Regions from separate parts of the Homo sapiens genome. Here region 1 is linked to region 2. The links are chromatin contacts, found by Hi-C in ENCODE. All regions are on one chromosome and are shown on one strand. Each heading gives the region's core, a stretch centred on a gene start or an enhancer-like site at or near the end of the contact. The rest is flanking DNA. Distances are from core to core; before and after follow the strand shown. Region 1 holds the start of RAET1E-LRP11 (RAET1E-LRP11 readthrough). Region 2 holds the start of KATNA1 (katanin catalytic subunit A1).

Region 1 (3,245 bases), core at 76-2,575, 250 kb after region 2:
TTTGTTCCATTGCTGGCGAGGAGTTGTGATCATTTGGAGGAGGAGAGGCGTTCTTGTTTTTGGAATTTTCAGGCTTTGCGCACTGGTTTTTTCCTATCTTTGTGGATTTATCCACCTTTGGTCTTTAATGTTGGTGACCTTCAGATGGGGTCTTTGAGGGGACGTGCTAATCCTTTCTGTTTGTTTCTTTTCCTTCTAACCATCAGGCCCCTCTGCTGCCAGTCTGCTGGAGTTTGCCGGTGGTCCACTCCCAACCCTGTTTACCTGGGTATCACCAGCGGAGGCTGCAGAGCAGCTAAGATTGCTGCCTGTTCCTTCCTCTGGAAGCTTTGACCCAGTGGGGCACCTGCCAGATGCCAGCCAGAGCTCTCCTGTATGAGGTGTCTGTCGGCCCCTACTGGGAGGTGTCTCCCAGTCAGTATACGTGGGTGTCAGGCACCCACTTGAGGAGGCAGTCTGACCCTTAGCAGAGCTCGAATGCTGTGCTGGGAGGTCTGCTGCCCTCTTCAGAGCCATCAGGCGGGGACATTTAAGTCTGCTATAAGCCCCTGATTGGGGCTGCTGCCTTGTTTACCAACATGCCCTGACCAGAGAGGAGAAATCTGGCAGTCTGGCCATAGCAGCCTTGCTGAGCTGCAGTGGGCTCCGCCCAGTTCCAACTTCCCAGCAGTTTTGTTTACACTGTGACCTTAAAACCATTTCCTCAAGCCTCAGCAACGGCAGAGGTCCTTCCAGATGAGTTTTGTAATAGACTCCAGCAGTCCTACTGGGGCCAAGACCTCAAGGAAAGCCAAGTCTATCATTGGGAAAAGTCTTAGGGCTCTAAGTTTTGAATTCTGAAAATTTTTCTTAGAACAAAATTTTGTGTCATTTTCAAATAAAGCACAAGTTTTCCTCATAAAACTTAGTATCTGTAGACCCCCTTCCCACCTCACTTTTACAGCTGTCCCATTTGATCATCAGACCCTGCTACCTTAGCCAGTTCAGGCTGCTACAACAGAATAGACAAGGTGGCTGAAACACCAAGCATTTATTTCTTACCTTCCTGGAAGATGGGAAGTCCAAGATCAAGGTGTCAGCAGGTCCGGTATCTGGCGAGGGCCCTCTCTTCCTCACCAGATGGCTGTCTTCCTGTTGTATCCTCACACAGTGGAGAGCAGAGACAGACAGCAAGCTCTCCTATCACTTCTTAATCCCACATGGCTCCACTCACATGAGTTATGACTTCCTAAATAGCATCACCTTGAGAATTAGGATTTCTGCATATGAATTTGGAAGGCAGGCAAACATGCGGCCTGTAACACCACCCATATCCGTTCCACATCTAGGTTCCCTCTGTGTGCCGGGCAGTATGCCAGTTAATTCAAGTGCATGTCAGACCCAGAGGGTGACATCCTGTGACTCAGATGCTAGGGCCCTTATGATGCCTGGTAAGGTAAGTGGGTCTTTACCACTGTCCTTTCTTAACTAGATGGAACAGACTTCAAAGAAAGTAACCATGGACTATCGGCAGGGCTCTATCTCTGGGGCTGGGGGATAAGGGGTTGTCTGCTCAGAGGACAGTGGGTCAAGCGTTTGAAGGAGCCGAGGAATGCACATTTTTTACATGTCCCCTATGTGGTTCTCTGTCTGCTAAGGTTAAAGAACCTCAATTTTGAGGGTGCACTTCCACCTCTTGGTCTGGAGAAGGGGTCTCAAATCTGTCCTGAGTGGAGCCTGTTCTGTACACATCCAGGCCCTGAGAGTACACAGAGAGGAACTCACTGCTACCGCCCTGCCAATACTGCTGCTGTGGGGACACCAGCGGGGGTGGGCCAAGAACAGAGTGTATGTGTGTGTTTGTGTGTGTGTGTGTGTGTGTGCATGGGTGCTTGTGTGTGTGTGCGTGCATATGTGTGATATGACCACTGAGTAGCTCCTTAGCAGGGCCAATATTTTCTACAAGTCTGATGACTCACAGGAAGGAGCACACCAGGCCTATACTTGGGTCCTGACATCTGGGATGCCAACCTAACACTGAAGAAAAAGAAAGAGCTGCAGACAGGCTGGGAAAAATATACAGAAAGGGGAAAGGGGCCCTTCCACCTTTGTTGCCCTCTGTGGTCCTGAATCTCAGCTTGGCCTGAGCCAACCTGAAGATGGGAAGGAATAGCCATTTTCCAACTGCAAAATGTCAGCTTCAGGCAATGGTTTCAAAACTGAAGTAATGGTTACATATGAAGTAGATTTTTGTTTGTTTTGTTTTTTGAGACCAGGTCTTGCTCTGTCATCCAGGTGGAGTGCAGTGGCATGAGCACGGCTCACTGCAGCCTTGAACTCCCAGGCTCAATCAGTCCTTCCACTTCAGCCTCCAGAATAGCTGGCACTACAGGCATGAGCCACCACACCCAGCTAATTTTTAAATTTTTGGTGTGGAGATGGGGTCTCATCACGTTGCCCAGGCTGATCTCGAACTCCTGGGCTCAAACAATCCTCCCCCCTCAGCCTCCCAAAGTGTTGGGATTACAGGAGTGAGCCACCACACCCGGCTGAAATGGAATTTTAATTGAAGTAAGAAGCGGGTGATAAGGAAAGTGAAACCAATAATTTCACATAGTCCCTGGAAGCCCGTTGCTATAAAGAACTTTCAGCCTGAAGTCCAAAGAGAGACGAAAATTTTAAAATGAATTGGACTGCAGTTTTCAATCCCTGAAAATGAGTCACAGCCTTTTTGTGGCAGTGTGCCCTGGGCTTCTAACCGTCCTCTCCCTGCCCCAGCTGCCTTGAGGTCCCGGCCAATGGTTTCAACACTCAGGCTAGGAATGCCAAGGCCCGGCAGAGCGAGGCTGTGGAAGCCTTGGCATAAGCGGAAGGGAGGATCTGAGGGAGAATGGGACAAGAGAAGTCGGAAAGAAGGAGTTAGGGCAGGAGAACAAGGAGAAATCCCTGTCCCCCAAATTGGAGAGAGGGGCGATTGGGACTCCAGACTGGAAGGAGGCACGGATCCCTGAGTGCTTGGTGTGGAGGCAGAGGACCCGCAGAGCCACCCCGTCCTCCCTGCCTTATCCAGCGTCCCCGCCGCCACACCCCCAGCATCTCCCCCAACCCCACTTTTACTTCATTATCTGCCCCTGGTTCTCTCACCACTCGAGCCCCTGCTTTCCTCCTTCACTCCCAAACATGCACACGTTCCCTCTGCACGGGTGTTTGGAACACCAGCCATCCCCCACCCCCTACCTTGTGCCAGCAGGAGATGTTTGTCCTTC
Region 2 (3,271 bases), core at 409-2,908:
ATGTAAACGCTTCTTGAATAACCAACGCTATAAAGAAGCTTTATATAGCTTTTCATAGTCTAGGAATGTTGGGAAGTTGATCACTACTGCGTGTTTTTTTTTTTAAAGGTATTTACAGGCCACAACTTGTTAATGTTAATACAAAACAAAGTTTTGCTCCTATTTCTTGGTATAAGAACAAAAACCGGCCGGGCGCAGTGGCTCACGTCTGTAATCCCAACACTTTGGGAGGCCTAGGCGGGCGGATCACAATGTCTGGAAATCGAGACCAGCCTGGCCAACATGGTGAAACCCCATCTCTACTAAAATACAAAAAATTTGCCGCGCGTAGTGGAGCGCGCCTGTAGTCACAGCTACTCAAGGAGGCTGAGGCAGGGGAATCGCTTGAACCCGGGAGGCGGAGGTTGCAGTGAGCCAAGATTGCGCCACTGCACTCCAGCCTGGCGACAGAGCAAGACTCCGTCTCAAAAAAAAAAAAAAAAAAAAAAAAAAGAACAAAACCCAGCTCTTTTGGAAAAGAAAATAGGGCTTTATACTGAGACATTTAAGCCCGTAAAAACATTTCAAGAATCTGTCTTAACATCTACTAAGGTGATTATCATTGTGATTACGTGACAAAGATCTACTGCACCCATTCTAAAACATCGGGAATGTTTTCAGCAATAACTAGAGGTCTAATTTCAAAGAGGAAGACGTAAATTAGTGCTTTCAAGAGAAAAGAGCATCACTGTGCTGTTGGAAGTTAGTAACTAATATAAAAGCGGCCCTTCGCGGTTTTAACAGGAAACTATTTTTGATTAAATAAGAGCTTGAGATTATCCACTGTAAGGCACTTCAGGATCTACGTTTATCTCTAACTTTGTCATCACATTTGTATGAAACAACTGTTTCGAGGGAAAACTTTTCTAAAAGGTACCAACTCTAAACCAAAAGGCCCACAGGCCTTCCAGAGGACGCCGGGCTCTAGAATAAATAAGAAATAACATCCCCAACAATATCACTCGAACCTAACAAATTTTAAGAAAAGAAGTTGCCTCCCAATGTCATGGCCATCGGGATTTTTACCTGTGAGGGTTTCGGGGTGGGGGGCGTGAGCGGGTTCTGGAGAGAACCAGTCGAAAAATCGAAGAACTAAAAACTCGGCTGGTGACTTCGCTAACGACACAGATCAAAAGATGGGATCGACAGGAGCCCCCGAAAAGTCCTCCGCCTGACAGGATTCCTCAGGTAGGGGGACTGTCACCTAAGCCAAGTTATCGTGGACAACAGCAAGGACCTAGGACCTCAGCTCAGGCACAGGCAGGCTCACGGAGGGTTGCGCGGCGGGTTCTCGCTGTGGGCCCCCCGAGTCCCTCACCAGCCCGGCCCTGGAAAATCGGGGGTCCCCAGAGCACCGCCAGAGTGAAAACTCACCTGCGGCGGCCCAAGCTCCTCGGGAAACCGCCCAACGCCAGGCACAGGGGATTGGCGGAGTGGAGATCCCGGCAGCGAGGAAGGAGGGCCTGACCCAGTCCAGCCCACTTTGCTCTCCGCTCACGGCCCCAGTACTGCCCAGTTCAATCGTCAACACCACCTGCCGGCGCGGCTCCTGCTCGCCGAGAATTTGAAGACAAACCCGCCAGGGTCACTTCCGGTGCCGGGGACGACCTCGGCGACTCTGGCGCACGCGGGGCGTCGCCCCGGGAGCGAGGTCGCTGGGCGGGAGCGGCGGAAGAGGGTGTGGCCGGGCCCGGGGCCGCGCGTGCGCATTCTTGCACCGCCTCCTCCCGGCGGACGCAGCGGAGACCAGGGATAGTATAGACCTTGGTGTAGATGGTATTATGGTACTACCTCGCGCGCCTCTGTACCTTGTTCAGGTGCTTGCTCACTTTCCCTCCCACTTGATTTTCACCACACTCACACACACACCGAGGTCAGGTGTCTATTTTAGAGGTGAATGTCCAGGATCAAGCAATTCGTTTATGACAAATCCTGTTTTAGAACCTAGTATTCAGAATTCCCCAGCTGGGCTCCATGTCATGACATAACAATAGGGAGGAGGTAAACAAAGATTCTCGGACACACTGCTAGTGGGATTTTATTTTCTTGATTTTTTAATCACCGTTTTAATATGACCAGACAAGGAAAATGATGCTATTTCATGACTTACAGATATGTACTGCACAGGGCTTCCTCCAGTCTCAATCTCCACCCTCTGCCATCACTTGAGGCAGAATAGGGCACTTCTCACACATTCCTTTAAAAACGCAAGGTAATTAAGTTTCTAACATTAAAGCATCCCGACTGGGCACAGTGGCTCATCCCTGTAATCCCAGCACTTTGGGAGGCTGAGGCGGGAGAATAGCTTGAGCCGGGAGTTCAAGACCAGCCTGGGCAATATAGTGAGACCCCCCGTCTCTACAAAAAGTACAAAAATTGGCTGGACATGGTGGCGCACGCCTGTAGTCACAACTACTCAGGAGGCTGACACAAGAGGATCACTTGAGCCCAGGAGTTGGAGGCTGCAGTGGGCCATGATGGCGCCATTGCACTCCAGTCTGGGAGACAAAGTGAGGCCCTATCTCTAAAAAAATAAAAGCACCCCAGTCATCTAACATAGACATGTAGAAGCAATTCAGGGGAAATACATCCATTCAGTCAACAAATGTTTACTCAGCAACTACTATGTGTGAGACAGTGTTGGCACTGGGTATACAGTGGTCACGAAATAGAATGTTTCATGGGGCTTAAAGTCTTGTAACGTCTCAACTGAGTGGAAAATGATAGTTTCACTGTAGTAAATATGAACTCTATTGTAATAGGGAACAGGAAACTATATTTAGTATATATTTTTGGAATCAAAACCAATTCAGGGAGGTACAGATTAATTACCCTAATTCAACCTTCATCCTTTATGTGAGTTCAAAGGTATGCTAATTTATAAAGCCAATTTACAGTTAAAAAACTTCTCAAAGGCCACAAAATTAATACATATTGTATGATTCCATTGATAAGAAATTCTAGGCCAGGCACGGTGGCTCATACCTGTAATCCCAGCACTTTGGGAGGCCGAGACGGGTGGGTCACTTGAGGTCAAGGCGTTTGAGACCAGCCTGGCCAACATGGTGAAACCCCGTCTCTACTAAAAATACAAATATTAGCTGGGTCTGGTGGCGCACACCTGTAATCTCAGCTACTTGGGTGGCTGAGGCACGAGAATCGCTTGAACCCAGGAGGCAGAGGCTGCAGTGAGCCAAGATCGCGCCATTGCACTCCAGCCTGGGTGACAGAG

Evidence for each region. Hi-C counts contacts between places; a loop is a spot of excess contacts on that map. Pooled maps may share reads with other maps.
Region 1: a loop to region 2 is called in a map of HCT116, with 4 times the contacts of the local background. The contact joins the promoter of RAET1E-LRP11 here to the promoter of KATNA1 in region 2. A Hi-C loop is called at or near these places in 1 of 168 maps with a recorded cell type or tissue (HCT116) and 1 of 50 pooled maps.

What each region holds. Positions count from the first base shown.
Region 1 is chr6:149,894,805-149,898,049 of GRCh38, forward strand. RAET1E-LRP11 (RAET1E-LRP11 readthrough) reads right to left here and starts at 1,326. Exons shown (of 15, transcript NR_182438.1): 1 at 1,042-1,326. It overlaps RAET1E (retinoic acid early transcript 1E), which reads right to left. Exons shown (of 6, transcript NM_001394057.1): 1 at 3,217-3,245; 2 at 1,042-1,228. The region is part of intron 1 of RAET1E-AS1 (RAET1E antisense RNA 1); the gene reads left to right.
Region 2 is chr6:149,647,056-149,650,326 of GRCh38, forward strand. KATNA1 (katanin catalytic subunit A1) reads right to left here and starts at 1,659. Exons shown (of 11, transcript NM_007044.4): 1 at 1,414-1,659. RefSeq lists an enhancer at 1,459-1,538 and a silencer at 1,609-1,878.